2 separate regions of the Homo sapiens genome follow, and region 2 is linked to region 1. Evidence: chromatin loops called from intact Hi-C (ENCODE). Cell type or tissue: Calu3. All regions are shown on one strand. Each heading gives the region's core, and the rest is flanking DNA. Links, peaks and the distances in the headings are about the cores only.

What was found. Peaks named below come from ENCODE experiments on the same cell type or tissue, not always from the same donor. Only the 100,000 strongest peaks of a DNase experiment are listed, where the experiment ranks them.
Region 2: it touches region 1 in a loop (2.1-fold over the local background); 1 of 110 quality-filtered maps calls a loop at or near these places.

What each region holds. Positions count from the first base shown.
Region 1 is chr10:58,659,609-58,674,849 of GRCh38, reverse strand. All of the region lies in intron 2 of BICC1 (BicC family RNA binding protein 1), which reads right to left. Among named protein-coding and RNA genes, the nearest start is that of BICC1, 150 kb to the right of the region's middle. In Calu3, for the core only: no CTCF peak of the experiment used is centred there; a DNase peak (open chromatin) is centred at 8,579.
Region 2 is chr10:58,549,164-58,564,404 of GRCh38, reverse strand. The region is part of intron 1 of BICC1 (BicC family RNA binding protein 1); the gene reads right to left. Among named protein-coding and RNA genes, the nearest start is that of BICC1, 44 kb to the right of the region's middle. In Calu3, for the core only: no CTCF peak of the experiment used is centred there; a DNase peak (open chromatin) is centred at 8,724.

The sequences.
Region 1 (15,241 bases), core at 6,391-11,390:
AGAGCTCCCTACTTATAACTAGCCACTGTCCTATCCTCACCCAATCCTCCTTTTTTCTTTTTTTGCTTTATTCAAACTGTCCTTTTGTCCCACTGTCTCCTGCTGCTGAATTTCTACATGTTGTTCAACAGCAACTATAAAAGCAACATCAAGATTCCCGTAATCTCTCCTTCCTCTGAGCTGCTATATCACCTCTTATGATAGTTATGATGTATTACTACTCTATTTGAATTGGTCCTTCAAGCGGCCCTCAGGTAGAATCACTTTCCTTTTGTACAATCATGCATCTAATCAAGAGTGCCTGACTCAGATGTCTAGAAAAGCCAGAGAAAGAACAGTGAGGAATGAATGGGCAGAAGTGCATGGTTTTAACATAAATATATGTTCCACAAAAGAAAAACACAGACACAGGAAAATTACTCATTTGCCCAAAGAAATATATTGTCTCATTTTCTTGGCATTCACTAACACCCCTTCACTAATATTTCCCCTTGACCTGCAGACATGGTACAAAAATTATTTCACTCTACCACGAAAAAAAAAAACCAATAGTACAATGACAAGGATAAATGGTAACTGACACTTGATCTGAGTTTCAGGGAAATAATAAAGAGTGGTCAGAGGTGCAGCAAATAGGATAGGGACTGTCCCTGCCTAAGCTTGCAAACACCAGCTCCAGCTATCACGTGCAAATGCTGGCACAAAATAGCCAGACATTCAGATTTTCCAAGAGAAGCTACAAAACCAAATTGGTATGTAAATCTCCTTAATTCTAAAATGTTGGTAGCTAAATGATTTATTTCAAAACCATTATTCAGACAAACACAATATGGCCTACAGTGAACATAACTTGTATGACAAATACAACCAGCAAGCTATTAGCTTGAGTGTTTACCTGAGATAGATTAAAAGAAAAATAGGCTGGGCATGGTGGCTCATACCTGTAATCCCAGCACTTTGGGAGGCCAAGGCAGACGGATCACCTGAGGTCAAGAGTTCGAGACCAGCCTAGCTCAACATGGTGAAACCTCGTCTCTACTAAAAATACAAAAAAAAAAAAAAAGCTGGGCGTGGTAGCACACACCTGTAGTCCCAGCTACTCGGGGAAGCTGAGGCAGGAGAATCGCTTGAACCCAGGGGGTGGAGGTTGCAGTGAGCTAAGATCGTGCCACTGCACTCCAGCCTGTGTGACACAGGGAGACTCAATCACAAAAAATAAAAATGAAAAAAATAACAAGAATGTGGTAATACTCAAAGTGAGTAGATGGTGCTACTACCAGAATCATAAAAGCTTGTGCTCCACGGCATTTTATAACTAGCTGGATTTTGATCTTAGGAAGAAGGAACAGACAGCTTTATAGTCCAGCACCTGTCTTACAGGCTAAAGCATTTGGTGGGGAGGCACAGGGCTAAAGGCTGCTAGAAAACTGAGTCCAATTAAGCCTAAGGCAAGGGTTATATGTAAATCCCCTTGCACATGGTAGGAATTCAATAATACTTCCTGAATAAATATTGGAACTGATTCCTTCCCAGAGGATGCCAGAAAAATTGTTACCCTATTGAATTTGGTACAGCATGGTAGAAAATACCTACTGCACTCTACATGTATGTTTCTGCAAAAGTAATTTTAAATCTTCCTGATATAGGAAAAAAATGTGGAGCCTATAAAAAGTTATTAGTAATATTCAAAGAATTTATACATTTCAAAAATGAGTTTAATTGGTAATGAAAATTTCCAAAGAAGCTACTCTGGAGGCTTAAGTGCACTAATGATGTCACAAGGGAGAGCTAGAAAGACAAACACACAGATGTCCTAAGATTGCATTCATCTGCAACAGTGCAGAATTAGATTTGGCAATATATCAGACCTCTTCATGTGATTCTTATAGTAAAAGTTTCAAAATGGCTTTCCCCTGGTGAATCTTTAGCTTCTCAACATTTAAAGAGGATCCAATTAAAAACCACTAAACTTTCCAAACTCTGGTTTCAAGAAATTCAAATTCCCTCAATATAACCTCAATTTCCAACACCTAGTCACAAAGAATAAAATGGCATACAGTTTTCAGGTATTAGGAAATGTAACCAGTTAAAGAGGTTTATTTTTATCACTGAGCATTCATTTATAAAACAAGGTGAGTGTGAGACTATATTTCCCACCGGGGAAAGGATGGTGGCCAAGACAGCCTTGGTCCCTGCTCTTGTGAGGCTTATAGTACATACAGGGAAACAAACTGTCAAACACCACTTGCCGATATATAATTACAAAGTTAAGTGTCATGAAAAATTTACAAAGTGCAATGATATCATCTGACATACAGACCCCAACTAGTCTAATAATCAGAAAAGGCTACCTTTTCTAAGCTGCAATATGAAGCATGGTTCCATCAAATGGGGTAACACAAAACATGCCAGGGAGATTAGCATTCACTCAATTCACAAACATCTACTGCATACTAAATAAGTGCCCGTCCTTATGTTAAGCATTAGGTATATAATAGTGAATAGAATTTAAAAAGTAAATCTACTGAGAGACTTACTCCAGTAAGTCTGAATGAGAGAGAAGAAAGTAGAATGGTGGTTGCTAGGGACTGGGAGGAGGGAGAAATGGGTGATTATTGTTAAATGGGTATGGAATTTCAGTTGTGGATAATGAAAAAGTTCTGGAGATGGATGGTGATGATGGTTGCACAACAATGTGAATATACTCAATGCCACTGAAATGTACACTTTAAAATGGTTAAAATGGTAAATTTCATGTTATGTATATGCTACCACAATAAAAACTAAACCTTAAAAAATTCCAACATTTAGACACTGCACAGAACAGGAAATGCTAGAAAAATGACAGGGAACGAGCTTCCAGAATGGTGGTAGACAACAACAAAGTCATAGACGACAAATGAAAAACTCGAGGCTGTTCCTTTTACAGGGAATCTCAAGAAAAGGAAAAGAATTGAATGCTGATGAGAAACCAAATAAGATGAGAACTTTAAAGTATCTCTTACATTTTGAAACAGATCATGGGTACCCTTGATAGCCATTTACATGGAAGAGTGAGTGCAGAAGCTGGAGTGAGTTGAAAAAACAAGGCAATTTGGGAAGTATAATAGAATGTTATGAGTAGATAACTCTTTCAAGAAGTATCAATTCTAACAAGCAGCAGAGAAACAGGACAATGGCTGGAGGATAATGTGAAATCAAGGGAAGCATGGAAGTAGTTAAGCAGCCCACCCTAATTTCCAATTTGTCCCAATTGGAACCCCATTTTTAGCTGGACACATGGACACTTAAGTACCCTGCCTTCCTTGAAGACAGGTAACACCCAAGGCACATAACTAAGTTCTGTCCAGGGAAATTTTAGCAGATTCTAAGAAATCTCATCATTCAGCTTGTCAATGTCTTTTGTGTCTCCCTCCAGCCTGCCAACTGGACTGTGATATCCACAGTTCCAACTTGGATTATGAAGATAAGGGCCATACCCTCCAGATGGGAACAGTAAAGGTGGAAGAATCTTGGGTTACTGAGGTCTCTGGAAAACAGCCACCACACCAGACCTGGACTACCTTGCTACAGAGTTTTTTCATAACAAATACCCTTCCAACTTATTTAAACAATGGTTATTTTGTTTTGCTTTGGTTTTCTATGTCTGCAGACAATTCTAATCCCAACTAATATAAGAAGGTTTTCTTGGAGACACTAGAATATGACTCTGTAGAAATGGGAATGATCTCATTAAAGAGACAAGGCAGAGGGAAACCGCCTTACATGGGAAGGACGAGGGTCATGCAAAACCATGTGGTTAGAAAGACAAGAAAAAGGGAAGACGAGAGAGAAGGCAAACCACGTAGAGCCATGTTTTGCTTGTTCTAGAATATCATATAAATGGAAACATACAGTGCCTGCTCTATGGGGTGAGGCTTCTTTCACCCAGCATAACGCTTTTTCAGGTTTCATCCATATTGTTGCATGTGTCAGTAGGTCCTTCCTTTTTATTAATGAGTATGGTTACATTGTATGAAACCCACCAGTTTGTTTATCCACTCTATGGACACCTGGATGCTTTCAGTTTTTGGCTTTCATGAATAAAGATGCCAAAAACAAGTCTTTTACTTGCTAGGTATTTCCATTTGATGATCTCACAGGAACTTAAAAATCAGAATGTTCAAAATTGAGCTCATCTAAATGTATATCTTTTCCACAAGTCTTTATTTCAGTAAATGGCACTGCCATTCCCTCTACTGTTCAAGTCACAGTCTTCAGTGTCATCCTTGACCACTGCCTGTCCCTGACTCCTCCCATGTGATCAGACCCAAAGTCCTGCCAGTATTCTCTTCTTCACATTTACTCACTTTGCCCTAGTGCCATAGGGGTATTTTTGTTGCCATGGCAGATGGGGACAGGATATTCAGTGGAGTTTTTTGGAAGGCGTAGGATGATAATGTGATAATAATGGTCTATATCGTCATAGGAGTTTGGGTGAAATAGATATATACATTTGTAGAAACACATTGAATGCTACATTTACTTTATGAATGTTTAACAACAACCACCCCCAAAAAAGCTATGTAAGAAATATTGACACTAGTAATTGGTATGCACGCTGATGAGGTGAAGTGTAGGGATATTTCTGCGCATTAGTTTGAAATGCATCAAAAAATAAGATGGATTGATGAACAGATAGAAGATTGGATATGTGATAAAGCAAATATTTTTAAAAATAATTTTAGAATTTAGGTAGTGGATATCTGGTATTCCATGCAAAATTATCTCAACTTTTGTGCATTTTCCCATTAGAATGTTAAAAAAACTTTAACCAAGCTGCATTTCTTTAAAAGCACGATCTAAAACTTTACAATAACATAAACAGAGCACATTCTTCTTCCTTTCCTTCACATCTTCACTTTTATTAAGAATTCATGAATGTTTACTACTAATGGATTTGTGAGCAATGCAATGACAAAGAATTTTAATGCCGTTTGAAATCATTATCAAAAGCCCAAAACATTTACTTTGCAGCAAAAGAGTGAAACAGAAATATTTTAACACCATGTTAATTCAGAAAAAAATATATGGGTAAAGTTCTAGCTCATTAGGGAAAATAACAGTTATTCTGAATTATGTAACGTTTTAAGGGATTCTGTTTTGTTATTTTTATACTCTGGCAGCTATGTGGGACCTATTTTATAGTAGATAACTATCACTGGCATCTCAAATGTCACATTATGTTACTCAACGTATTTTTGCATGTTTCCCTAGGAATATTGTTTCTAGCCTTAATTTCCACTATCAAATACAATAGTTTGTACATAAAAACACCCCAGGTCTTTCTTTGCAAAAATTAGCAACTACAATTTATTAAAAGCTTAGTTAAATTTTACTAAAAATTCATCTTCAAAATATAAGGGTCAAATTGTCCTTTTAATTAAAACTCATAATTTGAATTTTCAAAACCAACTACAAATTCAGATGCTCCAAATAGACTCTCATCATTCTCAACCAATACATAGAGTTTATTAAATGGCAAGCATTCCTGTATACGTATCAGGTTAAGTGTCCAAAATCCAAAATCCAAAATCCTTTGGAACCCAAAACTTTTTGTGCGCTTACATGAGGCTCAAAGGAAATGCTCATTGGAGCATTTTGGATTGAGGTTTGAGATGCTCAACTGGGTATATTTAAAAAAAAAAGAACTGTCATTTAGTAGCACAAGTATTTTAATTGCCTATTCATATACACTACCTAAGAAACTATATTTTATTGCTTATTTTCAGTAGATAAGGTTTTATTCTTAACAAATAATCTGGGAAATATTCTTAGATATTAGTTTCTCTTACTATACAAACTACAGTAAAAACATGGGCTTTAACTGCTCAAAAACTTTTTACAATCCTTTTAGATTTCAAAATAAATGTTTATTAATCCTTCAAATAAACATCCCTCAAATAGGCACTATTTCTTGTTAGATTCCCACTGTTAAAGACAGAGTGGGGCTGGATGGTAGGGAGAAAAAGCTAAGTGAGCTCAAGGCTGGTCCCAACTCCTGAGTTTCTAAGTTTTTCTTTAATCTGATCAGGAAAAATACTGAACTAGATGCACCATTAGTAGAAGAGAAGGAAAAATAATCTGGCTTTGCAAGTTCCTAGGTTCTGGTTTACTGTAACTGGCCCAAAATGAAGTAACGATCATCAACAAATGAGTAAACCAACACCAGAACTCTCTGTTATCAATAAAACACTTTTCCCAAATAAGATAATTTCTAGTCACATGCTATGTCCATTTAAATTGATGCAATCCTTGCAATGTGTGTTCTTTAAAAGGGCAAATGAAGTAAAAGTGCAGCTCAAATATGATTACTGGGATACAGGTTGTTGTGCAAAAGTAAAATTTTGAGATGTTTTTCAGTCAGGGTCAAACCTAAAGGTGAGATTCAGAGCACTGTGAATTCATCTGGAAAAAAAAATTGAGTGAAAAGTATAAGTTTTAAGCTTTATTGATTTTTCCCTTTATTTTATAAGGTCATTCAGTGAGGATCAAAAGCTCACACAAGATGAATTCATAAAAGAAATGGAGAGGAAAAGTTTTTAAAACTACTTTTTGTATAAATTGGTGCACCTGGCCCAAGGCAATAATGCACCAACTGAAATCAGAGCATCTACAGATGACGTAAAACTTCCTTTCCTTTCCAAATTCAAATGACTCAAGGACTCTTCCCAAAGAACTTTTGCTTCCAGTTTGCATGCTATGCATTTTCTTAAAAGCCGGATGACCGTGAAATATTTCATTCTGTGTAAACTGTTTACTACCAATTTTTAATTTATTATGTTTTTTAAAAAATTTACAGTAAGCCAAGATGAGACAAAGGAAAAAAACTTTTATTGAACATCTGGTATCCATGAACACTTCATAAATATGTGCTTTACCTCTGCTTAATCTACTTAACCTGATTAAGCAGGCATGCTCCCCATTTAACATTTGAAAAGGAAGTTTAGAGAGATTTAAGATCACCTAGCTATGAGTTAGGAGCATCCTCCAGTCCTGGCTTCTCCAAGGAGTAGCTATTAGTTCATATAGATATGTCATCTCTCTGACACTCTATTTCCTCATAGACAAAATAAATAGACTCAAGTGAACCCTGTAGTTACTTTAAAAGGTAAATTTGATCTTTCAGAGACTGGTAATAGATGTTCAGGCTTACTTCCTCCCCTCTACCCTATTGCCTTTGCCTTTATCCAATTTCACTGTTCTTTACTAATTCCACAGAATGGTTTAAGAAAAAAGGAGCTGCCAAAAAAAAAGAGTACTTAAAAGTGTGTTTTGGTATTGGTAACACCATCCAGACCTTTGAAAGGGAAATATAAGAATTCCTTGAACCCTGAGAATTAAGGTTAAAACTACCTTCCCTAAGAATTATAAGAGTATCCAAAGACTTCTACTTTTGCTATATTTTTTTCATAATTCCAGTGAACAAATGGGACCAGACTTCATAAAATTCCCTCAAATACCTCATACCTTCACTTTAAAAAATCATTACTGTGTTCTCATAGTTTGGTAAAGAAATATCATTAATAGCTATGAGAAATTGTATATCTAAACTTACATGTCATTCTTTACAAATTAGCTTTTAAAAGGACTAAAAGGCCAAGAAGAATAAGCAAGTAGTTTCTTCTGGAGCCTACTTATATAATCTACAGAGGTACAAACACACAGTAATTAGTTTGAAAATAAAATGAAATCCTAGTTTGGTAAGTAATTTGCCTTCCTTAAAACTGTCAGTGGCACTAAATTGAAATTTTTTCCTTCTAGCTGACCAAATTGTAAGCCTCTTTCATCTAGATCATTATTGAAAAGTGAGAATAACCCATTATGTCTAATATATTTATCAAAGGAATTTAAATATTAAGTAGACAAGTTAAATAGGAGCAAATAGCTGAAATTTTTTAGTATCTTATTTAAAGTTGTTTCCAGGGAGGAACTCAAGGAAAAAACAAGTATATCCTAAATAATTCAATTAAGAAAGAGAAAAAGAGTGCCATATCAGCAATTGAATGGCTACTATGCATGGTGGGAGGGGTCATGCAAGGTAGGAGGTTTTAGGTAGATTGGTTTTCTGTCTTTAGTCCCATAAAAGGAAGGCCTCACTATTCCATTTAACAGGTGAAGAAAGAGATTCAAACACTAAGTAACTTGCCCAAGAGCATACAGCTAATAAATGCTGATTTTGTATTTCCAGCATATATACACTTGAATGAAAAATCCAAGCACTTTTATACTACATCACACTTCTTCCCACCTTCTGTGTGCTTGGATAAGGATTCAAAAATTAAAAGTCACATTCAGCAACCTATTAGAATTAAAATGCTGGCTGAAGGAAAAGAACATAATTAGGATATTGTTAAAGCAAACTAAATATGGCCTGAGAAGGACTCAGTACTTCTATATTTGAGTCCTTATAGATGAACTATAACCTAGCTTAACAGTGAGACAAAATTGAAAACCTAACTTAGTAATATGCACCTGAAACAATAGCTGAGTGTTGGCCAATCTCAGTGGCCTACTTCAACCACTCACAGTCTGCTGAATGTTCAACCTGTGTTCAAACAAGGCAAATGCCGAGCTGTAACCAATCTCACTCTTTCTGCACCTCACTTCTGAAAGTGAAAGTAGGTCATTTTACGTTTTTTTGTCTATAAATTTGTTCTGACCACAAGGCACCCCTGGAGTCTCTGAATCTGCTGTGATTCTGGGGACTGCCCGATTTGCAAATCATTCATTGCTCAATTAAGCTCCTTTAAATTTAATTTGGCTGAAGTTTTTATTTTACCAATATAATATATCAACTGCTTGGCCAGAAGTATGAGAACATAAGGAACTTGTACGTCTAGCAAGAGGGTAAACTGGATGTTCAGATGAAACCGACTATACATGTTTAAACAGAAAATATCTCAAAATGCTGAGTAAAATATAAAACCATACTTTTGCAAGGTTATAAAATTCATTAGAGATCAGAAATGATAACAAAGAAATAGACGGGTAAATTAGGGCTAGAGCCAGCATTTGCCAGCAAAATGTCCACTAATACCTGGTGGTCTACAGCGTGGGTTTTAAAAAATGTTTAAAGAATAGAAAATAAATTTCAGATCAAAACACATAAAGTCTCAGAAGATGAAATAAAATAAAACTTTCCCTTAGTGATTCACAGTGTAGATGAGTGCCTGGTTTTGCCTTGGTGAAGCAAGGGGAATGAAAAACCTCTCTCCTCTGAATTCCTAAACACAAGATTGTATTTATGCACTATTGGCGATAGAATTCATGAACAAAGCAAAACAGATTCATTTAGTTATGGCTGTATTCCCAGGCAGATAAAGACAAAAATACTCTCTGAGGCCAAGGAGTTTAAATACGGGCTTCAACAAGTACAATCAAACCACCAAAGATATGAGAGGAAAAGCCATGATTAGTGAGAGTCAACAGAAAAAGACCACTAAAATAATGCAGGCACTATAATAATATTATACAGAATACTTATGCTTAAAAACACAAGAGAAGTTATCAAAAGTATGTTAAGGGAACAAGATACTATTAAAATTGATCTTGCAGATTTCAAAAATGGTTGTTTTTGAGAGAGGTGGGAACACTGAGAATGCCCCTTTCCTGAGGCTTCGGCACACAAGACCTGACTAAAACTGAGGCTGGGAAGTGACAGACTACCAAACCACCCACTTACCCTTCCATGAACTTTTTACCAAGTAATAACAAGCAGTAGTCTACTACTGGGGAAGTGGCAATAACACAGACCCCTGTGGCACAGCTGTACAGAGCTGGCAGAAAGCCAAAGGTAGATCAGGAACACAGAAAACTGTACCACACTCCGGGACTCATATTAAGCTCAATGTAGCAGCAGCAATCCATCCACCACTGGAGAAATCTGAAGTCTGTTTGCACTCAAGGTAACTACAGCAACAGCAAAATTCAAACCCAGCTCAACTGCTGACAATACTGACTACTGACACACTCCCCTATATTAACGAACTGAAGAAACAAAAAAAGTAACCATTGTGGGTATTAATTTTATTTACCACAGACTATTGCTCTTTAACACACAATACCAATATTCAATAAAAAATTACAAGACACAAAAGTGGAGGGAAAAAAAAAACCCACAAGCCTATCATCAACAGATAGCATAGTCAAATGAAATAGACCTCAAGATGGCCCAGACTTGTAAATATCAGATAGAACTTTTAAAATAACTACAATTAATATAAGGATCTAATGAAAAATATTATCAATGTGTCTGTATAGAAAGGGAAATTTTACCAGAGACATAAAAACTATAAAATAATCCAATGAAAAATGTCTGAAATGCAGAACAAAGCCACAGACTGAGGAAAAAGCTATTTACAAAACCTATATCTTATGAAGAACCTATATCCAGAACTCTTAATGCTTTTTAATCCAATAAAAAATTAGCAAAATCTCAAACATATACTTCACCAAAGGAAACAATGATTAAGCACATTAAAAAATGCTCGATATTGGTTCTCAGAGAAATGCAAATAAGTCCACAATCAGAAACTACTAAGTATCCACCAGAATGACTAACATTTCAAAAGATAGATAATAACAGGTGCTGACAAGGATGTGAAACAACTAAAACTCTCCTATATTGCTGGTGGGAATTTGAAATGGCATAGCTACTTTAGAAAATAATCTGGCACTTTCTTAGAAAGTGAAACACACACTTACATGAGCCAACAATTACACTCCAAGGCACTCATACAAAAGAAGTGAAAATATATGTTTACACAAAGACCTCTATGTGCATTTTACAGCACCTTCATTCATAAAAGCCTTAAATTAAAAATGACTCAAATTCCATCAACTAGTGAATGAATGTTTTTAATGTGATATACCCATACAATAGACCACTACTCAGAACCAAAGCAATGAACTACTGACACACCCAACAACCTCAAATGAGATGAATCTCAAAGGATTTAATAAATAAAAGAAGACAAAAGACTATAGCATATGATTCTATTTAAACCAACCATCTCCAACCTTTTTGGCATCAGGGACCAGTTTCATGGAAGACAATTTTTTCACCGAATGCAGGGGCAGGGAGATGGTTTCGGGATGAAACTGTCCCACCGCAGATCATCAGGCATTAGATTCTCATAAGGAGTGCATAACCTAGATCCCTTGAATGCACAGTTCACAATAGGGTTCATGCTCCTATGAGAATCTAATGCTGCCGCTGATCTGACAGGAAGGGGAGCTCAGGCAGTAATGCTCACTTGGCTACCGCTCACCTCCTGCTGTGTGACCCAATTCCTAACAGGCCGATACCAGTGCACAGCCTGGGGGCTGGGGACCCCTGATTTAAATGACATGTTGGAAAAGAAAGAGAAAACACACCAGAGGTTGTCCAGTGCTAGAAGTTGGGAGGAAGAAAATGTCTGTTAAATAAAACCTAAAAATTGGGCCGGATGTGGTGATTCACACCTGTAACCCCAGCACTTTGGGAGGCCGAGGTGGGTGGATCACCTGAGGACAGGAGTTCGAGACCAGCCTGGTCAACATGGTGAAACCCTGTCTCTACTAAAAATAAAAAAATTAGCCAGGTATGGTGGCATGAACATGAAGTCCCAGCTACTCAGGAGGCTGAGGCAGGAGAATGGCGTCAACCCAGGAAGCAAAGGTTGCAGTGAGCCGAGATAGTGCCACTGCACTGCAGCCTGGGCAACAGAGTAAGACTCCGTCTCAAAAAAAAAAAAAAAAAAGAAAAAGAAAAAGAAAAAGAAAAAAATTGGATGTTCAAAGCCAACTACAAATAAAAATGACATCTTTCATTTATTTATTCAACAAAACATTATTGAGTGCCTACAGTGTGGCAGGTACTATTCTAGACACTGGATAAAAAAGAATTTTATTTTAGTTGCAAGAGTTCTCTTTTTCAGAAAAGTGATGACAACAAATGCAATAAATTCACTTTATACAAGTTTTCCACATGTAACTGAATGTTCAGAACTCGCAATACTTTTCCTTTCTTACCAGATTGTTACAAAATCTCCTATATTATCTCATGATAGTTTTGTTATACATTTATTAGGATGAACTATATGAAACTGCAATGTTGTCAACAAAATAGTTCTTTCCTATGTTTCAAAAACAAGGATTCAGAAGCAAGAAAGGTGTAAAAGTAATCAGGGGTCATGTCATGCCCTTCTCATTGTAATACGAGATAATCAGTGACAGAGTTTCTAGTCAAAACGTCTGATATTCTGAACTTTTTTCACCTTTCGAGAGCTTTCGCAACATTCAGACTTGTGTTACTCATCTTGTAAATACAGATGCTTGCTATGGAGACTTAGCTGACTTCTGGTTTCACATTCCTAATGCAAGAACTAAAGAACAACACAATTGTTCTCATTTTAGTTAAGTTTTTAATTTAACCTCCTTCATCATGGGTGGAAAACCCTTGTTTAAAAGGATTATTTCATTTGGGCATTTAAAAATGGAATATCCTTCCAATTCCTTCAGATAATTTTAGAAACGAAATTATAAATTGTGTTTTTTAACATTATTCTAATTTTTTAAAGGCCATTGGGATTTTTATATTCTTCTAGTAGAAGATGTCCAAGATATGTGTCATTTGTATTTTGGCCTGGAGGGACTACTAATTCTATAGCCACTTAAGTTTTCTTCAAGTACACCAGAGGCAGGTGCTACTCAATACACAGGCACACACTAAGAGAATGGAACTGCACGCCCATATGTGCCTCTCAAAGGACCTCACTGCAGAGAAAACACAATACATGGAAATTTAGAACATAAGAGATGGAACATTTTATTCTTCATAACAATTTTTAAATTCCAAAATGTGACAGTTCTAAGGTTAAAAAGTATAGTTTTCTATATTTTTCCAATTTTTTCTCAACCTACACTCGAATTTTTCTGATTTTACTTTCTTGATTTCATCTTTTAAAACTATACCAAATTTCAATGCCTCATATGTTAAAAGCCAAATTATATCAGATTTGAAGTATAAATTCAATAATACTTAATCAAATTTTTAAGTAAAAATTTACTTAAAGCACTGTTATCCTCCAATGACTTCAGCTATTTCCACTATGCAAGAGATGACCTAAATTAAACTTTTGCCACATAACCTTTGCAGAATCAACTTGTGCCAACAAATGAGCACAACCCGAACACAGCATATGTAGGTAACTCTATACCTTAATTCTAATTGTTTAAACCTAAACATTGTCAATAATAGCAACCAACTTAACAATCTTCAGAAAATGAAAAACAGATGAAAGGTCTTAGATCATCATGAATCACACAGCCATGGAATTTAGCTTCAGATCACTCTTAGGATTCTTTTGACTATAATCAGGTTTGGTGCTTTGATTTTTATAATCTAGGCCAGTGACCCTCTACCTTTTCTCCTTCCAGTTTTCCTAAAGGAGGTGGGGTTAGGCTAGGGGATGCCTGATGCCTTTAAAATGCCATTTCTAAACTCCAGAGAGAAATGACATGGAACTAACTGAATACCAGTATTCTGAATTGAGCAAAGAAGCAGAAACAAGGATTGGCATGAGAGAACTTCAGGGACAAAAAAAAAAAAAAAAATTCAAGCTCGATATGCGAGCCCTTTAAAAAATTACGAATTTGAAAATAAGAATCTTCCCCCTTAAAAAACCTGACAGCATCAGGTTGCTACCAATGCACTAGATCAGACCATTTGGAAAACCACTGCCCTAAAACCACAGAGGAAATGAAAACATTCGAATAAAATCCAGCCATCAACACCCCACTACAGCCTCACAATTAATGAGAACTTACCTCTCTATTCCACTTGTGGGAGAAATGGACAAATTATAAAAAGAGAAGCTGATAAAAATATACTTTTCTTAAATCTCTACTACTCCATGTGGAAAGCATCTAGGCTTTGAAATATTTAAAGAGACATAATGTGTGTAAATGTTAAATACAGTGGCTTTCAACCTTGGCAGCACATGAAGTCGCCTGGGGTGACTTTCTCTTTCCCTTTTCTCTCCTCTCCTCCTGAGGAGGTGCAATGGGATGGGGTGGAGTTGCCAGGCAGAGGCATCAGTCCTATGAGACTGGTAGCCAAGGAAGGGAGGTAATGGGAGGGTACAAAGATGTCAGAAGGAGTCTTGAGTAGTTGGAATACTGGTTATGTTCAGCACAATTAACTAATTAATTAGGCATAAAGTTAATACACTGAGGATCCTGGAAACCAGCTTTCTCACCTTCTGAGAAGAGACGGGCTAGAAGTACACTAAAGTATTTGGTTAGAATGTGAACTATCAGAATGAACTCTTTTTTTTTTTTAATGGGTTAAGGAATGAACTTTTTTCAGGAAATTTATAAAACAAGAGTCACAGCAAGAAAAGAAGATACACAATCCTGAAATCTCTCATTATTCCTGAGGAGAGGTGATCCAGGGCCAGGGTATGCTGCTGGAGAAATGATTTTAGGGCAGGAAATGTGTCCCCTATTACTATACTCTCCTTATTTGACAAACAAGGGAAGGTGGCCTTGTTAATTGCCTGTGTTGTCGGGGAGAAGACAAATACACTACTTGAGCACCAAGTACTCCAGGTTTGGGTGCTGCTGTTTATAAGGGCTGTCTGGGAATATTAGCTGCTCAGCACCTGGTGATTTGGAGTCCTGTGGCTCACTGCAGCACCTTCTGCTGGAGCAAAGGGCCCCTAGACCCACAGGCAGCTGACAATGAGGAGCTCTTCTTGCTAGGAGAAGGGGTAAGCCCCAGTGCTAACTAGCTCATTGTTTAGGCAATTCAGAGAGAACTCTCAGAGTCCTTTTTAGACAATCCTCCTTATAAGAACCACACAAAACTACCTCCATGCCAGCACAATATAATACTACATGTCAGCACAGTATAATAATAATAACAGTATTAGTACTGTTACTTTGTTGCTATAATAATATATTTTTACCTTCTTCTCAAGTGCTTCTGTTTCTCAGATTTTTATTTTACTCTCTGAAATTTTCACCAATAACTACTATTTTCTGGGCTTCTACTTTTATCAGTCACTTGACATAAAATTTTCCCAGAAATTCTGAAAGACAGTCTTTTTTTTAACTTGGTTTCAGGGGTACATGTGCAGGTTTGTTATACAGGTAAACTGTGTGTCATGCGCGTTCCGTGTACCAGTAAGTTCACCACCCAGGTAATAAGCATAGA
Region 2 (15,241 bases), core at 6,498-11,497, 110 kb after region 1:
TGATATTTGAGATGATCAATATTAACTGCCTGCCACCTGTAAAGCCAAGGACAGCCCCACTGGTTCAGACACCATGATCAGCAAGCACTTCAAGCCTCACTGAAAAAGCCAAAACCATTTTCTCATTTATGGACTTGATTTATAGCCATGGAAAATAAACAATAAATGAGAGCAAAGCATTCTGTGACTTTCCTTCAAAACCATTTAATTTTTTAAACAGTCAAGAAAAAGAAAAGGAAAAAGAAGAGTGACCAAAACAATACTCAAAATTACTATGTTGTATGTAAATTTATAACAAAAATATAAAGTTAAAACAAAAAATATTTTAAATTAAGATTAGCTTAAAATATAGTGTTCAGCTTTCACTCTCCTTCAACTTTGGTCACATATTTATCACAAAATATCACAAGACTTTTATTTTTCTACTTGAAAGACAAAAGAAAGAGCCGTACAAAATAAAATGTGGCATAGGATACTATCAGCAATTAAATATATGTGTTTGAGTACTCAAATATGCAATCTACTTTTCACGGCAAACATTAGAAAAACTGGCAACTTTTATCAAGAAATTTCAATCACCCCATCATATTGCTAAACATTTTTATCACTTATAAAATTGCAATCCAAAGAAAATTTATTTGCTGTTGCTAAGAGACATGAAAGGAAAACTTTAAAACACCCCTTTGTCTCTGATTTTCAAAGTACATGTAGTCAAAAGCAAAGAACATGTCATCATCAATGGCTGAGTGGAGGTGTCCAGTGCTAGCCTCTTCCACAAAGAACCAAAACAACAAAGAGATAACTGCACTTTGAGTAGAATGTCTAAGAGAGAACACTGCAAGTTAGCAAGGAAGTGGCAAAAAGCCTCTGGACACAAAAACTCAGGATAGTATCACAGAGAAGGAAGTAAAGCATCCAGCAAGGATTGGCTTGAACCAAGAGGAACTCTCCATTGTGGAGAAAAGGTAAGAGGTAGCCTCCGTTGCCACCATGGATGCCTGCAATGCTTGCTATAGGAAAGCCCCACAGTCCTCACAGAGGACTAAGCGGAGTACACTTTAGTCAGGGTACAGGGAGCTGCCTAAAGTTAACATGGCTGCACTGCTCCCCAGAGAAAACTCATGCTGGGTCTCCCCCGCAACCCCCAGGACCCAGGCTGCTGCGGCACAGAGCCATATTGAGAGATGAGCTACTACCAGAGTGCATCTTTCCCTGGGGCCTAATATCCCTGCAATTCCATATCCCTGTGACCCCTCCACTATCTCACCATGCCTACAGAGAAGGCTGCAGCACAATGATGCCACCCTGAACCCAGTGGTACGGCAATGACTCAGGCATGCAAGCCCATACAGCAACCTGTATACCAAGAAGCAGTGGCCCAGCATAGAGAGGAGACTACCCTCAAGACCAAGGGAGCCCCTATACGCTCCCAAGGACCTGAGAGTCAGCCTGCCTGGCAGGCCCCACACCAAAAAAGCTGTGCCACTGCCTACAGAAACACCCACAGCCCAGGCCACTGAGGCACTTGCAGACACAGCTGACACTGAATACGCCAAAGAAAGCACAAGAAGACAATACTGTTCCAATCCAGAACTAAAATGAAAACACTCTACCAAACCAGCACTACAAGACACATAAACAGAAAAAAAAAATTATCCTTACAAAAACTACATAAAATCAGAAGCAGTGAGCACAGATATCAATGTAAGACCACAAGAGAAGTGAAAAGCAAGGAATATGACACCTCCAAAGGAAAACTATTCTCCAGTAACTGACACCAAAAAAGGAAATTTATAAAGTGCCTGAAAAGGAATTCAAAATGATGATCCTAAGAAAACTCAGCAAGATACAAGAGAATACAGACTGAGAATTCAATGAAAACAAAAACAATTCATGATCTAAATGAGAAATTCAACACAAATAGATATAAAAAAGAACAAAACAGAAATATTGAGGTAAAGAATTCAATGAATGAAATAAGAAAACAAAATTAAGAGCTTCAACAATAGACTAGATCAAGCAGAAGAGACTGATTTTTCTAGGAAGAATTTCTAAAGATAAAAATGGGTCTTTTGAAATAGTCAAGTCAAACAAAATAAAAAGAAAAAACAATAAAAATGAATGGAGAAAGCCAATAAGACAATGGAACACAAATAAGTGAACATATTTTCGCATTATAGGAATTCAACAAAGAGATGGAAAAAGGTATTGAAAATATATTTAATGAAATACTAGCTGAAAATATCCCAAGTCATGGAAAAGATACGATAGCTCAAAAATCCTTAAGTAAATTTAATTCAAAAAAGTTCTCTCCAAGGCACATTACTGAAAACTGTCAAAAGTCAAAAACAAAGAGAGAATTTTCAAAACAGCAAGAGAAAAGCATGAAGTAAAAAGGGACTCCCCATCATACTAACAGCAAATTTATCAGCAGAAATGCTACCAGCAAAAAGAAAATGGTATTATATATTCAAAATGCTGAAAGAAAACTGCCAGCAAAGAATACTGTACCCAGCAAAAATATTCTTCAGAAATGAAGAAATAAAGTCTTTTCTAGACAAGTAAAAACTGAAGAAATCCATTACCACTAGAGCAACCTTATAAGAAAGGCTTATGGGAGTCTTATATCTGGAAGTAAAAGGACAAAATTTAACATCATGAAAGCATATGAAAGTATAAAATTAACTGACAGAGCAGATACACAAGGATGAGAAAGGAATCAAACCCTATCACTACAGAAAACCACCAAAGATAAACAATAAGAGAGGAAGAAAAGAACAAATGATACACAAAACAACCAGAAAACAACAAAATAACAGGAGTGTGCTCTCACCTATCAATAGTAATCCTGAATATAAATGGTTGGTTTCAATTCTCCAATAAAAGATATAGAGTTGCTGAATAGATTTTTTTAAAAAAAGAAACAAGACCCAGTTATATGCATATAAGAAACTCATTTCACCTATAAAGAACACACAGACTGAACATGAAGGGATGAACAAGAATATTCTACACAAAGAGAAACCAAAACTAAATGGGAGTAGCTATATTTATATTAGATAAAATGAATTTTTAAGTCAAAAACTATAAAAAGAGAAAAAAAGTCATTATATAATGATAAAGAGATCAATTCAGCCAGAAAATATAATTATTGTAAATATATGCACCCAGCACTGGAAAACCCAGATACATAAGCATGAATTAATAGATCTAAATATTATTATATTAAAAGGGAGAGACAGGCCCCAATACAATAATAGTTGAGGACTTCAACACTCTACTGTCAATATTGAACAGGTCATCTAGATAGAAAAATCAACAGCAACAAAAATCAGTCTCAAATTGCATCACAGACCAAATGGACCTGACAGACATTTACAGAACATTTCATCCAACAGCTACTGTATACACATTCTTATGAGCACATGGAGAATTCTCCAGGATAGACCAGATAATAACCCAAAAACAAGCCTCAACCTATTTTTAAAAATTGAAATCATATCACAATAGAATAAAACTAGGAATAAATAAGAACTTTGGAAACTGTACAAATAAATGGAAATGAAAATATGTTCCTGAACACCAGTAGAGTCCAGTAGAGTGATGAAGAAAAATTAAGAAGAAAACAAAAAAAATTATTAAACTAAAATACAAACACAACATACCAAAATCTATGGGATACAGCAAAAGCTGAACTAAGAAAACAGTTTACAGCAATAAACACCTACATCAAAACAGTGGCAAGACCTGAAATGAACAACCTCAAGGAATTTAAAAAGCAAAAGCAAATCTTTCCTTCTACCAAAGTCGGTAAAAGAAAAACAAATTTAAAGATCACAGCATAAATAAACAAAATAGAGACTAAAAAAATACAAAAGATCAATGAAATCGAAATACAGTTGTTTGAAGAGATAAACAGAATCAATAAACCACTAGATAGACTAACCAGGAGAAAGAGAGAATACCCGAATAAACAAAATCAGAAATAAAAGAGGAAGACATTACAATTGATAACACAGAAATACAAAAGATCAGCGCTTGTTATGAACAACTTTATGTTAACAAACTAGAAAACCTAGAGGAAATGAATAAATCCCTTGACACATACAACCTATCAAGATTGAACCAGGAAGAAATAGAAAACTTAAACAAACTAATAATGAGTAAGGAGATTGAGTCAGTAATAAAGTCTCCTAACAAAGAAAAGCTCAAGAATGGATGACTTTCCTGCTAAATTCTACCAAACTTATAAAAAAACTCACATTTATTCTTCTCAAATCACTCCAAAAAATTGAAGAGGAGGTAATTCTTCCTAACTCATTCTATGAGGCCAGCATTACCCTAATACCAAAGCGAGACAAAGACACTGCAAAAAAAAAAAGAATACTGCAAGCCAAAACCCCTGATAAACCTAGATGCAAAAATCCTCAACAAAACACTAGCAAACCAAATCCAACAACACATCAAAAAATTACACAACATGATCAGGTGGGCTTTATCCCAGGAATACATGCAAATCAATAAACATGATATATCACAAAATGAACAAAACCTAAATGATTATTTCTATAAACACAGAAAAAGCATTTGATAAAATTCGACATCCCTTCATGATAAAAATTCTCAACAAATTACACATAGAAGGAATGTACCTCAACACAATAAAGGCCATACATGACAACCCCATAGCTGACGCCATACTGAACAAGGGAAATGTGAAAGGCTTTCCTCTAAGAATTGGAACAAGAAAAGGATATCCACTTTTACCACTCACATTCAACATAGTACTGGAAGGCTTAGCCAGAACAATTAAGGAACAGAAAGAGCATCCAAACTGGAAACAAGGTAATCAAACTGTTTCTGTTTGCAGACAATATAATCTTATATACAGAAAAACCTAAAGTCTCCACCAATTCTTAGAACTGATAAATGAATTTAATAAAGGTGTAGGACACAAAATCAAAATACAAAATTTGGTAGCATTTCTATAAAGCAATAATGAAAGAGCTGAAAAACAATTCAAGAAAGCAATCTCATTTACAATATCTACTTACCAAAAAAAAAACACAAATGCCTAGAAATAAATTTAGCATGCAAAAAGTGAGTAAGCATGCTACCATTTTTCAGTTCTGTAAATCCTTTACAACTTTAATTTTAGTATTTCTCAGCATTGTGACTGAACACTGAGATTTCTGCTATATTTTACAGACTCTCAGATAAGTCATTATAAATCTCCTAAATATATATAAATACATTATTTTTCGGGGCTCAATTATGAAAGTAAAAGTCCTGGGGGGGTGGTTATTAATTAAAACACATCATGAAGTTAGCAACAGCAACAAGTACCACAAAAGGCAATCCTAAGTGCTATGGTTTGAATATTTGTATGGTTTGAATATTTGTATCATCTCAAAATTCATTTTTGAAACATACTCTCAAGGTGATTGTATTAGGAGGTGGAACTTTGGGAGGTGATTAAAGTGTAAGGAAAGAGCCCTCATAAATGTGATCAGTGACCTTATAAAAGAGAACCCAGGTAAATGCCTTGCCCTTTCCATTATGTGAGGATGCAGCTAGAAGGCATCATCTATGAGGAACAGGTCCTCATTAGACACCTATACTGTTAGCACCTTGATCTTGGACTTCCCAGGCTCCAGAACCGTGAGAAATAATTTTCTGTTGTTTATAAACTGCCCAATCTAGGGAATTTTTGTTACAGCAGCACCTGTGAACTAAGAAACTAAGAATGTTGCTTAGAGTTAAGATTAAGATCTCATAGGCAAGAGACATACTCTGCCAGCCAAGATAGAGAAAATGGGACCTGATTTACCCTCACATTTGAAAACAACTCAAAAATGGAAAACATAAATTTAAGAGTGGTTTTACACCGAACAAGCAACAAAGCATGCCGATTCCTGGGGGGAAACAAATAAAATAATCATACAATTGAACCAGCTTATTGCCAGGAGAACTTACAGATTGTGACGCGAAAAGCATGAAGCAAGGTGGAACCTAGAAGTCTCTCTAAGTAGAGGAACTGGGCCTGGAAACCAAAGAGACCAAGACGCCTAGAGTTTGCAGGGCAGAATAGCAAAGAGGTGAAAGCTGCAAGGACAAAGAATTCTGGAGATGTTCAGGCTTACTCCTTGAGTGTGCAGCTGAGTACCGATCAACCCATGCATATGAGTAAACTACTAGAGAACCAACTGAAAGGATTATAGGAAATAATCCTAACTCTCACATAGTTTTAGAACAGCTCCTCCTGTTCACAATGGTCAGAGTAGAAAGCCTTATAATTAACAGGATATCAGGTAGAAAACTTAGAAGGCTTTTGCCTCAGTAGGAGGTAAAACTAGCCCTGAACTAAATGCTGCTCTGGTCCTACCTGAGAAAGCAGAAAGACAGACATAAAAGGGTCAAACTCTTTCCAAGTGATTTAACTGTATCCCTTAACAAGCTCAAGAGTACGAAAATATCTGGACCAAAAAGGGTAATATTACAATGTCTGGCCTCTAATCAAAAATTACTAGACATGTAAAGAAACAGGAAAATACAGGCCATGAGAAGAAAAATCAATTAACTGAAACCAACATAGAATTGTTACATGTTAGAATAACAGAAAAGAACATTAAAAAAAGGTTACTGTGTATTTAAAAAGCTAGAGAAAAATTTGAAAAGTGTTAAGATATTCAAAAGATCCCAACTAAACTTCTCAAGATGAAAACTACATCTTTGGGGTAAAAAAGCACTGAAAGTATTAATAGCACATTAGTCTATGTGAGAAAAAAATGTGAGATTGGATTTACAGTCATAGCAACAGAAATTATCTAAAGTTAAATGGTGATTTTTAAAATACTGGAAAAAATTGAATAGAACATCAATAAGCTGTGGAACAACATCAAGCAGTCGAATATATGTGTAATTGGAGTTCCCAATGAAGGAGAAACAGAAAGGATATTTGAATAAATAATGGTTAAAATTATTCCAAATCTAATGAAAACAATAAAGCTATAAATCCAAGAAGCTCAATGAACTCCACTGAACACATGAAAAAAAAAAAGACGCTGTCATATATCACTAAATTGCTTAAAACCAATGTTAAAGACAATCTTTAAAACAGCTAGAGAAAAAAAATACACATTATCTACAAGGCAACAAAGACAATGTTGATGGCCAATTTCTCATCAGAAACAATGCAAGCCAGAAAAGAGTAGAACATCTTAAAAGCAATTTTAAAACACCGTCAACCTAGAATTATTTACTCAACGAAAACATCTTTCAAAAATAAAGGCAAAATGAGAATATTAAAGGATAAGAAATGTTAAAGGAAATCCTTCAGACAGAGAAAAAATAACTATCAAGGACAATCCTGCATCTCAAGATCCTTAATCACATCTGCAAAGTCCCTTTTACAACGCGAGGTAACATTCATGAATTCCTGGAATGAGAATGTAGACATCCTTTAGGGGCCATAATTCTACTAACCACACACCTCATATGAAGAAACCACTTAAAAAGATGTTACACTAGAATAAAAAATAGTAATGCAAGAAAAACATATGAGAATTCTTTTTAAATGGAAGCCTCATATGACTGAGAAGAAACAGACAAAAGGACAAAACTGACACTCTTTCGGACTTTGATGCCTAGGCCATTACCTTTTGAACTGCATACTTAGTAATTTAAGATTGTTTTCTTCTTAATCACTCCAAGTATACTACTTGATTCCACAGCAAATATTTACATAATGATAATATTGTAAGTGATGTTAAGAAAAAAACAAACTCATGAGCAATCTGAAGAGTGATTTTTAAAAAAAAAGGTTTCTGCCTGCCTGCATCAACTGCTCTATCAATCAAATTGCTTTTCACTTTTAAGGGCAAAATCTGGCATAAGAGGAATTGAAATTATGGTAATTTAACTCCATACAAATATTTTCTAAGTAACATTTCTTGGTCAAGTTTCTTTTCTCCTTCATACTCTTAACCAAGCTGCAAACTTTGATGCTAAGGGGATTTATGGCCCATCAAGAAATTCAATAACTTTTAATATACATTTTCCTTACATAAAATGCTTCGATGCAAGACCAAATTGACCTATTATGTTTATTTTAGAGCTAGTAATGCAATTTCAGAATATCTGAGAAGCTGCAAATGAGTAGAATTTACCTTTCTCTATTTGTATGCATACATCCATGCCAATAAAAATTAGACATATTCAAGGTTTCACATTCAACAGTAAGAGACTAGCATTTTAAACTCAACCTAGGAGGTATAACTTTCGCAATCACCCTAAGTTAATAATTTGTCATAATATTAACTATCCCCCAACACTCGAAAACTAGAAATTCCACAATCTTACAAATAGGCTTCTCATTCTATAATTGATGGATTATCTAAATAACCATAATTAAGGAAATAAAAAAAAATTTTAAGAATAAACAATTCAACATTACTTCCCATTCAAACACTATCTAACTGGGAATGACAGTTCGGGTCCTTAGTGTAGAACATAATGTTTAAAGAACCAATACCACACACAGAACTGATTCTCTTTAGTGATAACACAGTGGTGAAATATTTCACTTGATTCTCCAGTAATCCAAGTTAAAGGCTTTGAAGTCACTATATTTGTTCACCAACTTCATCCATTTCCATTTAATCATTAAAACCCTGTTTCACTGAAGTCAAGCCTGCTTGGCCATCATTTGAGTTCCAGAGATGCCAGGCCAACACTTAGTTTCGCATGACAGACCTCAGTGACCCATATTTTTCAAGCACTCACTGAAACTTCCTTTGCAAAGAACTGCTAATCATTATTGTGAGAAGAGATAAGAACGCTGATCTGCTCATTGAAAATTAACTGACTTCACATAGAGAACCTCATCACCTAGACCTTAGCTTCCCTTTTTTGATCTTGATAATCAGAAAAGAAATTTTGCCTATTTATATTGATGTTTTTAAGATTTCCACCAGTACTACTAATTACTCTACTTCCAACAGGTTACAATACATAGGACCACAAGTTGCAACATTTAGTATTGCTGCTTACGTCCTAGGGTCAGCCACCTAAAAAAAAAAAAAAAAAAAAAAAAAAAATGTCCAACAGCCTCTATTCTCTTCAGCTGTAAAATAAAAACCTGACATCTATGAGGTTGTTACAACAGGAATAAAGAGTACATTACATCAAATTTCAGAAGTTTGCACTGAAAGTAAAGGTAATTCAAGCAAAAATATGAAAAAATCTCGAAAATGTATTTTCCCCCAAATAATTATCCTAGATCTAAACCATTTCAGCTAAAATGGTTTTACTCTCCCCACTATGTGAGTTACTTATTACTTGTTCTTTTTCTTTTTAAAGAAAGACACTAAGGTATTTATAACAAAACCTGGACATTACAAATTTAAAATAACAAGCTCAGACTTTATACATTTAATATGTTCTTGATCAGTCACAGAGCCAAAAGAGAAACAAACAGAATTAAGCTTACAAGAAAATAAAATAGTAAAATATTAATATATAAAATAGAAAAGGAGGTATATATAACAGAATTTATTATACCAAAATTAAATGTAATTCTAACAAGGCTAGAGAGGCAAAAAAAAAAAAATCAAATGTAAGTCATATAAGACTTTAAAAATCAGGATATTAAACCAACATTGATATCACATTGTTTAAATTAGGTCCTTCCTTTTAGCCATAATGAATGTGTATATTTCATGGATCAAAAACACAAAGTAATTCTTATTATACAAATGCTGTTCTAGTAAACACACAAGCATTTTTTTTCTGATGTTTGCACCTTCTTTATACTTTCTTCCAAAACCACTGCTCCTGACTTACATCACAGGAAGAACAACAAAAAAGAGTAGGAACTTCAGAAACTGAACCATAAAATAAGAATGCCTGTTTGCCTAAGGCGTTTATAATGGCTAACATGTTTAATAAGAGAATCTATATATTGTAGGCTCTTTATAAAAATTACATAACTACAGCATTGACTAAAGTTCAATTTTAAAAGCCTGAAATTCTCCCATTTTTGTCTTACAAGACAGGAAAAGAAGACCGGATTTAAAGTTCAGAGACTAAGTTCTGCTCAGGGTTCGACAATAAAACAGATAAGCTAATAGAGCTCATCACTTAAATTGTCCTCTCTGACTCTCAGCTTTCCTTAACTGTAGAATTAGTACAACCACCACAGATCTTCCTAACTCCTTAAGAATTTAATATGGGATTAACAGGTATGAATTCAATCAATTCCTGCCTTCCACCTATCACCCAATAAAGAATCAGTTCATTTTAAATGACCTTGAGAAAATGTAATTCATTTTCAATATCATTTAAAATAAACATAACAAAAACATTATTTTAAATAAAATTCTTCTTCTACAGAATCCAAATAGTATAAATTGAAACATAAGTTATTCAATGTTTTTAGTTCTATAAGTCACCATTCCCCTCAAACACTGTAGGTAACCAAGAAGTTAAGACTCTTAACACATGAAGAGTGAACTCTTTCCCATCCAGACCCAGTAGACTGGTTTTTTTTACATTTTTGTACTCTATTGACAAAGTTCCAAAAAGCTACCCTTGAAAATGACAAAGAAGTGTTAGCACACAAAATGAGCATTAAAATCTGCTTGATGTTCATTAAAGAAAAAGCTAAAAAAAGAAGGGGGAGTCTAGCCCCCCCGAAAAAAAAACTTGTCTTTATATATTTTATAAACATTTCAGAAGACTAATTTCTAAAATTAACTTGCATGGTGTTCCTTGCACTAAACATCTGTATTACTTTCCTAATGCTGCTGTAACAAAATAATACAAACTTAGCAACTTAAAACAGCACAAATTTATTGTCTTACAGTTTCAGAGGTCAGAAGTCCAAAATGGATTTCACTGGGTTAAAATCCAGGTGTTGATGGACTGCAATCCTACTGGAAACTCTAGAGGATAATCTGTCTCCTTGACTTTTGGAGCTTCTAGAGGCTGCCGACATTCCTTGCAGCTTCCTTCCATCTTGAAGTCCAACAATTCCAATCAAGTTGCTCTCACATTGAATTCCTCTGACTCTAACTCCTTTGCCTCCCTCTTTCACTTACTGCCAATGTGATTGCATTAGGCCCACCTGGATAACCCAGGCTAACCTCTTTAAGGACAGCTGATTGGTAACCTTAAAGCCATCTGCAACCTAATTCCCCTTGCCATGGTAACACAGTCACAAGTTCCAGGGATTTGAATATGGACATCTTTGGGAGGTCTGTCTTCTCTCCACCACTACATCTGTCATACATTTATTGAGAGAGTCTATTAACAGATTATAGGGATGAACAAGCCCTATGGGGGTCAATTTAAAGGGAAAGACAAAAGAACAAAACTACAATTCAGTAGGAAAAAATATATAAACACAGGAACACTTAGCAACAAAGGCAGATGAATAAAAATTTCTTTAAAATAATAACTAAAATATTATATATCTGTCTGAAAGCCCATGCCTACGTGGAATGTTCTACATACTTTAATATCATTGTGAGGAAAGCCCTGTTTAAAAAACGTCACAAGGAATACAGTCAATATCAATCAGAATTTTAGAGACTGTTGAGATCTGAAGATATCTCACCACCAATCTAGTGTTCAACTGAGACCTAGAGAAATTATAACTTTCCTAAGATCACTTGGCTAGATAGTTTCAGAAACAGGACTTTAACTCAATTTCCTTATTTCTGGTCAAAATACTATATGACATAGCACAAACAAAAAAGTTCACTACGGTGTGTTTAAGAAATAAGAATAACCTGTAATCCCAGAACTTTGGGACGCCGAGGCGGGTGGATCACAAGGTCAGGAGATGGAGACCATCCTGGCTAACACGGTGAAACCCCATCTCTTCTAAAAATACAAAAAATTAGCTGGGTGTGGTGGCGGGCACCTGTAGTCCCAGCTACTCAGGAGGCTGAGGCAGGAGAATGGCATGAACCCGGGAGGCGGAGCTTGCAGTGAGCCAAGATCACACCACTGCACTCCAGCCTGCGTGACAGTGCAAGACTCCATCTCAAAAATAAATAAATAAATAAAATAATAAAAAAAGAAATAAGAATAAAATGTAATTACAGTTTGAAAATATCAACTACAGATTTGTGCAACTATAAATCTGTATAGTAAAACATAAGTTATTCAATGTTTTTAGTTCTATAAGTCACCATTCCCCTCAAACACTGTAGGTAACCAAGAAGTTAAGACTCTTAACACATGAAGAGTGAACTCTTTCCCATCCAGACCCAGTAGACTGGTTTTTTTTACATTTTTGTACTCTATTGACAAAGTTCCAAAAAGCTACCCTTGAAAATGACAAAGAAGTGTTAGCACACAAAATGAGCATTAAAATCTGCTTGATGTTCATTAAAGAAAAAGCTAAAAAAAGAAGGGAGAGTCTATCCCCCCCCAAAAAAAACTTGTCTTTATATATTTTATAAACATTTCAGAAGACTAATTTCTAAAATTAACTTGCATGGTGTTCCTTGCACTAAACATCTGTATTACTTTCCTAATGCTGCTGTAACAAAATAATACAAACTTAGCAACTTAAAACAGCACAAATTTATTGTCTTACAGTTTTAGAGGTCAGAAGTCATAAAAGTCCTAAGGTCAGAGAAAGAGAAATTATGTATGATCTCACTTATATGCGAAATCTAAAAAAGTCAAACTCACAGAAACAAATAGTAGAATGATGGTTACCAGGGGCTGGGTGGGAAGGAGAGGTGTGGAATTAGGAAGATGTTGGTCAAAGGATACAAAATTTCACACAGACAAGAAAAGTAAGTTCAAGAGATCTGTACACATTGTGACTACAGTTAATAACAATGTACTGTATACTTGAAAACTACTGAGAAGAAAACAGATTTTAAATGTGTTCACCACACACACAAAAATTAAGTATGTAAGGTAATGGATATGTTAATTAGCTCATTTGAGCTATTCCACAATATGTACATATATCAAAACATCATGTTGTATATACCATGAACATATTAAATTTTTATGTCAATTTAAAAGTAAATAAATAATAAAAGTTTTGCAGCTTAAAGGTATAAAGTTCAGCCATTTAGCAAATTCACCTTTGTATAATAACCTCTTGTTCAAAGATGTTATAAATGTGAGACCTCATATTTCATTAATCTAGTTCACATTACTTCATTGAGATCTTACCAGATGCCAGGCAAGTCCTAGGTAAAGGGGATACAGCAGTGAACAACAAATTTTAAAAGCCCTGCTTTTATGAACTTTTATGAAATAGTGAAGGATCAGGGGAACAGATAAAAAGGAAACAAGTATATCATATGTCAGAAAGAGGTTGTATTTACTAGTACTGAGATGTGAAGGAAGATCAGAGACGTGCATTCTCAATGTCACTTAAAAACAAACAGGATGTGGAATGTTAAAAGCTGATGACAAGATGAAGGAGATAAAATGTCTAATATCTTAAAAACACCCAAACACACAAGCACTGTCATAAAATTGAATGAGAACCTCTTTCTCAAACCCCAAATAAAAATTAATACCAATTAAAATCAAACTCCATCCAAACTGTAGAATTGGCAGAAAGAATAGATGCATTGGTCAATGGAACAAGACACAGACCCCAGAAATCAACCCATACAATGTAGTCAACTGATTTATGAAAAACACAGAAAGGCGATTCAATGAAAAAAGCATAGTCTTTTCAACAAATGATGCTAGAATAATTGTATATTCATACACCAAGAAAAAAATTAAATGAACCTGGACTTGGACCTTATATTTTACAAACAATGCAAAATGAATCATAAACCTAGACATAAAATGCAAAACAGTAAAATTTCTAGATGAACACATAGGAGAAAATCTACATGACCTTGGGTTTAGTGATGAGTTTTTAGATACAATACAAAAAAACATTATTTATGAAAGAAGATAGATAAATTGGACTTAATAAAATTCAAACTCTACTCTGTGAAAGACACTATTAAGAGAATGAAATGACAAACCAAAGATTCGGAGAAAATATTTAGAAAACATGTCTGATAAAGAAGTTGTATATAAAATATACAGCGGGGCAGGGAGACTCATGCCTGTAGCCCTAGCACTTTAGGAGACTGAGGTGGGAGGACTGCTTGAGGTCAGAAGTTTGAGACCAGCCTGGTCAACATAGCAAAACCCCGTCTCTACAAAAATATTTGAAAATAAAATATTAGTAGAGTATGGTGGCACTGCCTGTAGTCCCAGCTACTCAGAAGGCTGAGGTGGAGGATTACTTGAGCCCAGGATTTTGAGGCTGCTTTGAGCCATGATCATGCTACTGCACCCCAGTCAAGGTGATAGAGCAAGACCCTGTCTCCAAACTAAATAAATAATTAAAATATACAAAGAATTCTTGAAACTAAGCTGGGCACAGTGGCTCACACTTGTAATCCCAGCACTTTGGGAGGCCGAGGCAGGTGGATCACCTGAGGTAAAGGTGTTCAAGACCAGTCTGGGCAACATGGTAAAAACCCGTCTCTACTAAAAATACAAAAAAATTAGCCGGGCACAATGGTGCACATCTGTAATCCCAGCTACTCAGGAGGCTGAGACAGGAGAATCGCTTGAACTCAGGAAGCGGAGGTTGCAGTGAGCCGAGATCACACCATTGCACTCCAGCCTGGACAACAGAGTGAGACTTCATCTCAAAAAAAAAAAAGAAAAAAACAAACAAACAAACAATTCTTGAAACTCAACAATAACAACAACAAAAAAAAGGGCCAAAAAAAAAAAATCTGAACAGACTCCTCACCAAAGAAGATACATAGATGACAAATAAGCATACGAAAAGATGCTCAACATCATTATCTCATTAGGGAAATACAAATTAAAATGATGAGATACTACTAGACATCTATTAAAATGGCGAAAATTTTAAAAACTGACAATACCAAACGTTGACTAGGATGCAGAGAAACAGGAGCTCTCAATTCATTGTTGGAGTGAATGCAAAAGCTGTATACCATTCCAAATTTTGGAATACAGTTTGGCAGTGTCTTAAAAAGCTAAACACAGTCTCTATCATATAATATAGCAATTGTGCTCCTTTGAAATTTTATGTCAACATAAACACCTGCATGAGAATGTTTATAGAAGTCTTATTTATACTGGTCAAGAGCTGGAAACAATCTCAACAGGTGAGTGTATAAACGAACTGTTGTCATCCATATAATAGAATACTATTCAT